Regions from separate parts of the Homo sapiens genome. Here region 1 is linked to region 2. A link is an interaction called in ENCODE POLR2A ChIA-PET data of the cell type or tissue named here. Cell type or tissue: Panc1. All regions are shown on one strand.

Evidence for each region. ChIA-PET counts read pairs that join two places held together with the same protein. Peaks named below come from ENCODE experiments on the same cell type or tissue, not always from the same donor. Only the 100,000 strongest peaks of a DNase experiment are listed, where the experiment ranks them.
Region 1: POLR2A ChIA-PET joins it to region 2 with 6 read pairs; 2 of 35 experiments call an interaction of 5 or more read pairs at or near these places.

What each region holds. Positions count from the first base shown.
Region 1 is chr20:62,469,914-62,474,913 of GRCh38, forward strand. GATA5 (GATA binding protein 5) reads right to left here. Exons shown (of 7, transcript NM_080473.5): 3 at 3,490-3,665. Among named protein-coding and RNA genes, the nearest start is that of GATA5, 3.6 kb to the right of the region's middle. RefSeq lists an enhancer at 3,690-4,350. In Panc1, no CTCF peak of the experiment used is centred here; no DNase peak of the experiment used is centred here; H3K4me3 peaks cover 2,894 bases; H3K27ac peaks cover 3,979 bases.
Region 2 is chr20:62,716,866-62,721,865 of GRCh38, forward strand. All of the region lies in intron 1 of NTSR1 (neurotensin receptor 1), which reads left to right. Among named protein-coding and RNA genes, the nearest start is that of NTSR1, 11 kb to the left of the region's middle. RefSeq lists a silencer at 4,509-4,701. In Panc1, no CTCF peak of the experiment used is centred here; no DNase peak of the experiment used is centred here; H3K27ac peaks cover 896 bases.

The DNA of each region.
Region 1 (5,000 bases), 250 kb before region 2:
AGCTTGCCCGCGCTGGGGCTCCCTGTGCCACCATACCGCGACGATGCCTTCATTTGTCCCCTCCTCACTGCCCAACAAGCAGCCCAGCCTGGCCACACTCAGCACCCTGCCCCCCAGGCCTCTCTCCCGGCTGCATTTCGTTTTTCTTTTTTGTCGGTTCTTTTCAAAAGAAGTCAAACTTCAAAGCCTCCTTGCGCGCAGCAGAGCCGCTCTAAGCACCAGGCTCTGTGTGCATCTGAGACATCCAAATAAATCAGGCTCTGGGCAGGGCAGGGCCCGGGCCGGTGCTGGCGGAAATTCAAGGAAGGCGGGAGAGGGAAGGAGGTTCGAGCCTGGCTTGGAGGGATGAAGCGCACACGCCGGGAAACACTTTGGAGTAAAGGTGCAGGTCACAGTGACCCGCAGTGCAGCAGCCTCCTCTGAGATGGAAGACTGGGCCGTGGACAACCAGAGGCTGCTGTGCCGCAGAGTCTGAGCCTTGGGGACGGGTGAGTGGCTGGAATGTCTCCAAATTCAAACAGGTCCCCTCCTGGAGGGGGGATGTAGTAAGCACTTGATACAGTGCCCATGCCCCTTGCTGGCCGAGGACAAACTGACTTGGGGACGTGGGTCTGTGAAGGGCTCGAAGGAAGGAAACCCTGGGGTTGGGTGGGTGTTAGGTGCCTGACTCCAGGTAAGGACCAGTCTTGCTCAGCGGGAAGGGACGCTTGGCTCCATGCAACACTGGGCTACTTCCTGGAGCTGGTGCCAGAGGTGGCTCAGGGCTAGGAGGTCTGCTGTCCGCACTGCCCTTGGCTGCCGGGCCCCAGGCTTCAGCCGAGGCTTCAGTGTTCTTGGGGGTGGGCTGCTTGGGGCCCAAGAGCTCCCAACCGTGTCCGAGCACAGAGCCAGACCATGGGGAGAGGGCACGGTGGTCCCTACCCTCCGAGGCCTCTGGTCTTGGCAAGATGGACAGTAAACAGGGTCCTCCCCCAGGAGGCACCCCAAAGCCCACCCTGTCTACCCCAGACCAGGGAATGGAGGCCTCATCACGCCAAGGGCCCCCATTAGCCCGTCCTCAGAGCCAAGGCCCAAGCACACAACACCAGCTAATTTAACTTTTACAGCAAGGTGTGGACGGTTCCAAGTTCCTCTCCCCACTTCTCAGATGAGGAGACAAAGGCTCAAAGAGCTGGGGAACTGTCTACGAGATGCCCCAGCCCAGGAGTCTGGGATCCAACTGGACACAGGTATTGCCCGGCTGGAAGACCCAGGGCAGGGCAGGGCAGCAGGAGGGGCTCCCTCCTAGCAGCTCCTCCTGACACCAGAGTGTCCCGGTGCTCAGTTCAAGGCCTGGCAGTGGGGAGAGTGGATACAGCCAGAGGAGGGGCAGCCCTTTGCATGGGTGAGGGTGAAGGGAGGTCTGGGCTGCAGTCTCACGGGAGCTGGGCTGAGCTCCCTACCACTTCTCTTTTTTAAAAAAAAATTTAATTTAACTTAAAATGTAATTAAATTAAAGAGAAGTTAATTTCAATTACAATTTTTTTTTTTTTTTTTGTGATGAGGTCTTGCTCTGTTGCCCAGGCTGGAGTGCAGTGGTGCCATCTCGGCTCATTGCAGCCTCAGCCTCTCAGCTCAAAAGATCCTCCTGCCTCAGCCTCTCAAGTAGCTGGGACCATGGGTGTGTGCCATCGTGACTGGCTAACTTTTAAATTTTTTGTAGAGACCTGGTCTCCCTATGTTGCCCAAGCTGGTTTCGAACTCCTGGGCTCAAGTGATCCTCCTGCCTTAGCCTCCCAAAGTGCTGGGATTACAGGCATGAGCCATTGCACAGGACCAATTTATTTATTTTTAGAGACAGAGTCTCCCTCTGTTGCCCAGGCTGGAGTGCCTTGGTGTGATCATAGCTTACTATACCCTTGAACTCTTGGGCTCAAGTGATCATCCTGCCTCAGCCTCCTGAGTAGCTGGGACCACAGGTGTGTGCTACCATGTCTGACTAATTTCTTTTTTTTTTTTTTTTTTAAATTTTTAGTGGAGATGGGTTCTTGCTATGTTGCCCAGGCTGGTCTCGAACTCCTGAGCTTAAGCAATCCTCCTGCTTCAGCCTTCCAAAATTCTGGGACTATAGGTATGAGCCACCGTGCCTGGCCCCTAACCCCTTCTTAACCTCAGTGGTTAACCCCTCAGTGAGGGCCACGTGGACGCCAGGCTGGAACAGCACACCTGGGAGCACAGGCAGAGTCACAGCGGCACACAAGCCAAGAGGGGGATGGACTCCTAGGAGCCTTCCCTCCGAGAGGCAGGCATGGGAGGAGGCTGGGCCTGCAGAGCCCCAGGCCCTAGGCCAGCTCCAAGGAAGAGAAGTGACGGCCGCCCCCGGCCTGTGGTCCTGCTTCCCACCACCTGCTCCACTGGGACCTCCCACGCTCAGGTCCTGGTCCCCCACAGCCCAGGGCCCCAGGATTTCCCCTCAGCCTGTAACTGAGGGATGTTCAGAGCTGCACCGGCATAGCACGCGAATCCAGGCATCTAGAACAGCCACCCGGCAAGGACAGCGGCAGGAGGGCTGGCCTCCACCCAGGGTGACGGCGGGAGCTGGCTGATCGACCCCGCACGGAGTCCACACCACCAGCGGAGGAGGACTTGGTGCCCAGGAACATACCCTTGCTCAGCCTTCTGACCCAGGTGCCACTGTGGCCTCCCCAATTTTAGATAACTTGCAAACGACATCAACACCCCAAATCCTTATTTGTACAATTACTCGAAAGTAAAGGTTTGCCTGGGGAAACGTATAGAACAAAGCAACTTTCAGCCTCTTCCAGCCTCTGGGGACTGTGCCCTGCCTGGGGCAAAAGTCCAGGCTCCGGAGTCCCCCACTCCCTGCTCAGCCACAAGCCAGGAAGAACCAAAAGTGAAAACAAGTTTAGCCCATGAGGCAGAGGACAGGCATAAACCTGGTGTCCCTGCGGTCCCTGAAATATGGGTAGAAAGTGCTCCCCGAGGGGACTACAGACCCAAAGACTCTCCAGTTTCAGATTTCAAGGCCCTTCAATCAAGTATCCAGCAGCCACCTTCCCTCAAGCCTCATCCCAGGTAGGGTCACCTTGAGGCCTCCGAGACAGGGCCAGGCCACAGCCAGCCACCACCGACTCGTAGGGCTGAGCTCCTGGCTCCTGGCAGCAGGCCTTCTTGGACCCAGCACTCAGCTGAGCCTGGCTGACACCGTTGCTCCAGAGCCTGGGCTCCTGGCCCCCAGAGCGCTCCAGGGCTGGGCGCTATGAGCTGGTGGCCCCTGGCATCCCCACTGGGATCCCCTGCCCTGCCCTGAGCGCTCTCAAAGAAGACCTGAGCCGGCCTGACCTGACCCACCGGGGCGGGCACCCAGGCTGTTTTTGGGACACTCCCTACCCCCTACCCCAGGGGCTCTGGTGTCACCTGGGTGGATTGCAAGAGGTCCCCTCGGGGGAGCACTGCGCCCAGGCGCCCCTCTGCCCAGCCCGAACTCACCAGGCGCTTCTGAGGCCGAACGAGCGGCCGGTTGACGCCATTCATCTTGTGGTAGAGGCCGCAGGCATTGCACAGGTAGTGGCCGGTGCCGTCTCGGCGCCACAGCGGTGTGGACAGGGCCCCGCAGTTGACACACTCACGACCCTCACCCGGGAACTCCTCCAAGAAGTCGGACACTGAGGGGACAGGCAGCTGGTGGGCCCGGGCCCTCCCCTCCCCAGGATCCTCCCCAGCTCATGGGCCGGCACCCTCCCCTCCCCAGGAGCCTGGCGGCTTTCGTCAGACGAATAAACTTAAGGCACAAATCTTGTGCCTTAGATGTATTTTATTTTAAAATTTATTTGCTTACTTCATCTTATTTTTAAATTTTTAATTCACATACGATAAAATTCGCTAGGGTTGGTTTTTCGAGGATGGGGTGTTAATAAACAGAACCTGAAGACAGACACCTGGGACTCCCGGCTCCGGGACCGGGGGCCAGCACTGGCCTCTGCCTGTTTGACCTGCTGGGAAAGCAGGGTGTCTACACTGGCGGGGGAGGTGGATGAAGTGGTGTCTACACTGGCAGGGGAGGGATGAAGGGGCTTTATCTGGCAGACACTCTTGGGCGCCCCTGGGCTCTCCTGGGAACGCTAACCCCGCTGTCCTCCTGTTCTGCAAAGCGGGTCCATGACAGGGGTGGGGGGTTGGGAGGGTGGAGGAGGTGCCTTCTGTCAGCTTGGCTGTGGTCGCAACCAGTGTCCTTCCTTTAGAAGGCCAGCCCCGCCTCACAGCCCCCTGGGGCCGGGCTTCGCACACTGTGCGGCTGGGGGTGGAGGTCTTCCTGGTCCCCTCCAGGCCCGGCCCGGCGCCGGCGCGAGGGAGGCCCGGGCGCCGAGTGGGGGTGGGGCAGGGATCAATCATCGCCCCGCCGGGGGTGGGCGCCAGCAGCCGGGCTGTCCAGGGAGGCGGGGGCCAGGGGTCCTGCGGATGCCGCTGCGCCCGCTTCCTGCGCCAAAGGGCCGGCGGGGTCCCAAAGGCAGCTCCGGAGCTGGGTGTCGAGGCCTCCAAGGTCCCGGAGGGACGGGATGGGCCCCTGCGGAGCTCAGAGGAGCCGCCTTCGCCAGAAAGTGACTACGCTGCAACCGGGAAGAGCCGCTCCCCTCACAGGCCGAGAATCCGATTCTCCAAACTGATACTCGGGAAGCGACTGAAACCAGGTCTCAAATTAAAATCAGTAAACGTCCTAGAACCGAGACGAATGTGGCCACTTAAATAAACCGATGTTTTGGGCTTTATAAAAATCGTTTCCAAAACTTTTCAAAAACAAAAACAAAAACGATTAAGACTTTTGAGGCTCCACATTGGCACAATCCGGAATGCTGTTTGGAAATAGATGTTCCTTCTCATTAACAGGTTAAAACAGAATTCTGGATGGGTGTTTCCCGTGCGGGGTGTTACCCAGGTTTACTCGTCTCGCCCCGGGGCTGCTGGTGTCGCTCCTGGCAGGGAGGCTCGGACCGTGGGGGAGG
Region 2 (5,000 bases):
GGGGATGGTGTTACTGAGGTCACAGCCATGGGGTCTGCCTGTCTCAGAGACCCCCACTGTTCCCCCGCCATGCCCTGGAGTTTGACCTTGCCATCGCCAGTGAAGGCGCAGTGGCCAAGGGGCTGTCCCCGTCCATGTGTCACCCCAAGGGGAATGCACAGCTCCGGAGGGGGACCACCGGGCTCTGCAGCGTCAATGAAGAAACTGAGGCCCAGAGCGGGGCAAGGCGCCTGCCCCACCCTGGTGCCCACTGCTCTTCCCAAAAGCATTGCCAGTGGGGCACCACCCACCCCAGGAGGGCAAGGTGAGAGCCCTGGGTCTGGAGTGCCACGTGGACCTGGCACAGGTTGGAGAGGGGAGGTGCCCAGCATGCTGACCCACCCGAAGCCACCCGTGCCTACTTTGGGATTTTACATCCCTGTGCACCTGTGGGGGCTGTGTCCTACATACCCAGGGCTGGCTCCTGAAGGCAGTCAGGGAAGCAAGAAGGAGATCAGGAGAATGCTTCCCGAGAATAGGTGGTTTTGGGTTGTCCCCAGTGGCTTGGAATGGCTGGCTTGCCAGAACCCAGGTTCAAATCCCAGCTTCACCACTGGCCAGCAGCACGACTCTGGGCAAATGGTGTGACCATCTGTGCCTCTGTTTCCCCATAAGCCAACTGGAGGTAGCGATTGCCCTGCAGTCTCATGAGTTAATGACATAAAACGCTGGAGACTGTGCCTGGGGTGGAAGAAGGACTCAATCGCCCATGAGCATGATTTGTGTTCTCCCCTGGACAACGGCAGAAATGCAGCAGCGCTTGGGAGGGCTGGGAGCCTCCCCAGGCAGGAGGAATTCTCTTCTGAGCATCTGGGCTAACATCTTTCCTTCCTTCCTTCATTCACTCATCATTCATTCACTGAACACCTACCACATGCCAGGATGGGGGTATAGCAGCCCAAAAAAACTGGCAAAAAGTTCTGGCCCTTTGAACTCACGTCCCATCAGAGAAGACAGAAAATAAGCGAAATAAATAGGCACCATACATGGCCGGCAAGGAGTAACGAGAGCCGCAGAGAAAACCACACGGGGGGAGCGTGGGGGTGCAGGCAGGTCAGGAAGGCCTCGTGCAGACCCTGCAGGAGCACTCCGGTGGGCGTCGGGGAAGATGCCAGGTAGGGGAACAGCAGGTGCAAAGACCCCAGGGCAGGCACGTGCTGGGGGTGCTGGAGGAACAGCGCTGGCCTGGCGGGGTGGCCGGAGCGGAGGGAGCAGAGGGCCGTGTGAGAAGCCACGGGCAGATCATGCCTCGTAGACCTCGCCACAGCTTTTATTCTGGAAGAAGTGAGTGGGCGTGGGAGATTCTGAGCAGAGCCGCCACGTGACTTACACGTTAAAGGGACAGTTCTGACTGCTTTGTGGAGAATGCATTTAGGGGTCAGAATGGTTGGGAAGCTGCTGCTGGATGCCTGGGGAGTGACCAAGGAGTCCTAGGCCAGGGTGGGGGTGGAGAAGGTGGCGGAGAGGGGTTGGATACCAGAGACGTGCTTTTCGTTGTTCCTACTTCATTTTTCGACTGACAGGCAATAAGATTCCCTTCTGTGCTTGTTCGCACCTATGAGCTTCGATAAATGCAGCCATGTATCCCCACTTCAGAAGACACACCGGCCCCCGCCCTCCAGCCCTGTGGCCCACCCGCCCCGATGCCCGCCCCTCCACCCACTGGTCCGCTCTCCTCCCCCACAGCTTTGCCTTTTCTGGGACGTCGAGTGAATGGAGCCAGCTGGGCTGTGGCCTCTCGAGCCGGCCTTCTTCCTTCACTGCATCCTCTGAGCTGTTGCCTGCATTGACCAGGCGTTCCTTTTTATTGTGCAGTCAGATCCATTCTGTGGATGGACCACGTTTTGTTGAGGCATTTGCCCACCAAAAGACTTCTGGGTTGTTTCTGGGTTTGGGCGATTATGAATAAAGTAGCTACAAATATTCACATATGATGAATTTTGTGTGAATATACATTTTCATTTCTCATGAGTAAATACGTAGGTTTCAGATTGCTGGGTCATACAGAAAGTGTATGTTTGCCAGTGTTTCCTAAGCGATGCGCTGTTTTGAACGTCCCTCACCCTAGCCTTAACCCACATGAAGCAGTGGTCACTCTGCATCCTGGCCAGCTCCTGGTCTTGCCTCACTGCTCTGGCTATGACGTCCAGTATGATGGTGAATAGGAGTGATGAGAGTAGACATCCTTGCCTTGCTTCCAGTCCCTTTTTTTTTCTTTCAAAAAAAAAAAAAAGTTTTTCGTTTATTTAAGTTTTTGTTAGAGCTCTTTATAAAGTTAGGAAAGTTTCCTTATATTCCTAGTGTGCTGAGAGATTTTTTTCTTCATCGTGAATGAATGTTAAATTTTGTGCAGTGATTTTTCTGTCTCATCATGTGGCAAGATCATGTGGATTTTCTCCATTAGTCAGTTAATGTGGTGAATTATATTGATTACTTTCCAGTTGTGATAAAATGTACATCACGTAAAATTTACCACTTTAATCAATATAAGTGCACAGTTCTGTGGCACTAAGTACACTGTCACATGACCATCTCCACCCTCCCTCTCGGTACATCGTCATACGATCATCCCCACCCTCCCTCTCGGTACATCGTCATGCGACCATCTCCACCCTCCCTCTCCAGAGCTCTTTTCATCTTTCCAAACTGAAGCTCTGCGCCTGTTAAACACTAACTCCCCATCTCCTCCTCCCCCAGCCCCTGGCAACCGCCATTCTACTTTTTGTCTCTGTGAATTTGACCACTCCGGGGGCCAAATATAAGTGGAAAACCTTGGTTAATTCTTGAATGATGAACCAGCCTCACATTCCTGGGATAGACCTCATTTCGTCGTGTATTAGCTGGTTTTGACTTGCTAGTGTTTTGCTGAGAATTTTTGTGTCTATGCTCATGAGAAATATTGGTCTGTAAGTTTATTTTCCTGGGTTATCTTCATCTGGTTTTCTGGCCTCATAACATGAGCTGGGAGGTTCTTGTTCCTTTTGTGTTTTCTGTCAGAGGTTGTGTAGAATTGGCATGATTTCCTCTTTAAAGCTTTGGTAGATTGTCCAGCAAAACCATCCGGGCCTGGAGTTTTGTAGGAAGGTTTTTATAAATTCAATTCTTTTCAAAGAAACCAGGTGTAGTGGTTCAGGCCTGTAATCCCAGCACCGTGGGAGGCCAAGGAGGGTGGATCACCTGAGGTCAGGAGTTTGAGACCAGCCTGGCCAACAGGATGAAACCCTGTCTCTACTAAAAATACAAAACTTAGCCAGGTGTGGTGGTGGGCACCTGTAGTCCTGGCAACTCGGGAGGCTAAGGCAGGAGAATCGCTTTAACTCGGGAGGTGGAGGTTGCAATGAACCGAGATCACGCCACTGCACACCAGCCTAGGTGACAGAGCGAGACTCCATCTCACAAGACAAATTATTTTAAAAGATAAAGGAATATTCAGGTTATATATTTCTCCTTGAGTAAGTGTTAGTAATTTGTATCTTTTGAGGAATTGGTCCATATAATCTATTTTGTCAAATTTTAGAGCATAGATTTATTTGTGGTATTCTGTCATCATCCTTTTAATGTCTGTGGGGTCAGTAATAGTGTCTCCTTGTTCATTTCTAATATTGGTAATCTGTGACTTCTCTCTTTTCTCCTTGGGCAATATGGCTAGGATTTTATTAACATTATTGTTCTTTTTCAAGAATGAGCTTTTGATTTCATTGATTTTTTTTCTATTGTCTTTTAGCTTTCAATTTTATTTATTTATATTTCTTTCTTCATTTCCTTTTTCTGCTTGCTTTGGGTTTAATTTGCTCTTCTTTTCCTAGATTTCCTAAGGTGGGAGCTTGGATTATTGATTTAAGATCTTTATTCTTTTCTAACATAAACATGAAATGCTATAAACATCCTCCTAATTAATGCTTTAGTGGCATCTCAAAATTTTTGAACATTGTATTCTAATTTAGATCAAAATTTTTTTATATCTTGAGATTCCCTCTTTAACCTTTGTGTTATTTACAAATGTGTTGTTTAGTTTCCAAATGTTTGGGATTTTCCAGATATTACTTTTTTATCCATTTCTAATTTAACCCTATTATGTTTAGAGAACAAATGTGCATGATTTAAATTCCTAATTTTGTGAATGCTTGTTTCATGGTTTAGGATAATGGTCTATTCTGGTGAATGTCACATGCACACTTGAGCAGAATGTGCTGTGCTATCATTGCTGGGTATATTATTCTATGAAGGTCAATTTGTTGGATAGTGTTATAGTATTTAATTCTAGAATTTTTATTGGTTCTTTTAATATAGTTTCTTTTTGTCTTTTAAGAACTTTCATTTTTCCATTTATTTCAAGAGAGTTACCTTTACCTCAAGGAGCATGGTTGTAATGCCTGCTTTAAAGTCTTTGTCTGGTAAATCCATCCTCTGGGTCATCTTGAGGGTGGCATATATTGATTCTCTTTTCCTTGAGAGTTAGTCCCATTTCCATGGTTCTTTTTCTGTTAAGTAATTTTGAATTAATTCCTGAACATTTTGAATTTTGTTGTGGTTCTTTGGGTTATGTTAGAATCCTCTGGAGAGGCAGCCCGCTTGGTCAGAGCTGCCGCTTTTGTCTCACTGTCTGTCCGTGGTGGTTCCAATGCAGGCCTGTTTTTGGGTCTTTTGCTGTTCAGCCATTCCACATGAAAGTGCCATTCAGGGGCAGGCTTAGATCTTGGAGATCGTTTATATCACAGCGGTTTTCAAGCCCTTAACTATAATTGTTTAGGTGTGTTCCTCATATGTGGTAACTCCAGGACTTGTGTTGACTCATACACAGAACTGGGGGATCCCCTTGTTCAGCTCTCACCTCTCTGAGATTTCCTGTCACACTCTCTAGTTTCCAGGGATCCTTTCCTTAGGCCTCCAGCCAGGAAGCCCGAGTATTCCATGTTATGTCCTCTGCTGACTTCTTTAGATCCACTTCTCTGTATTTGCTC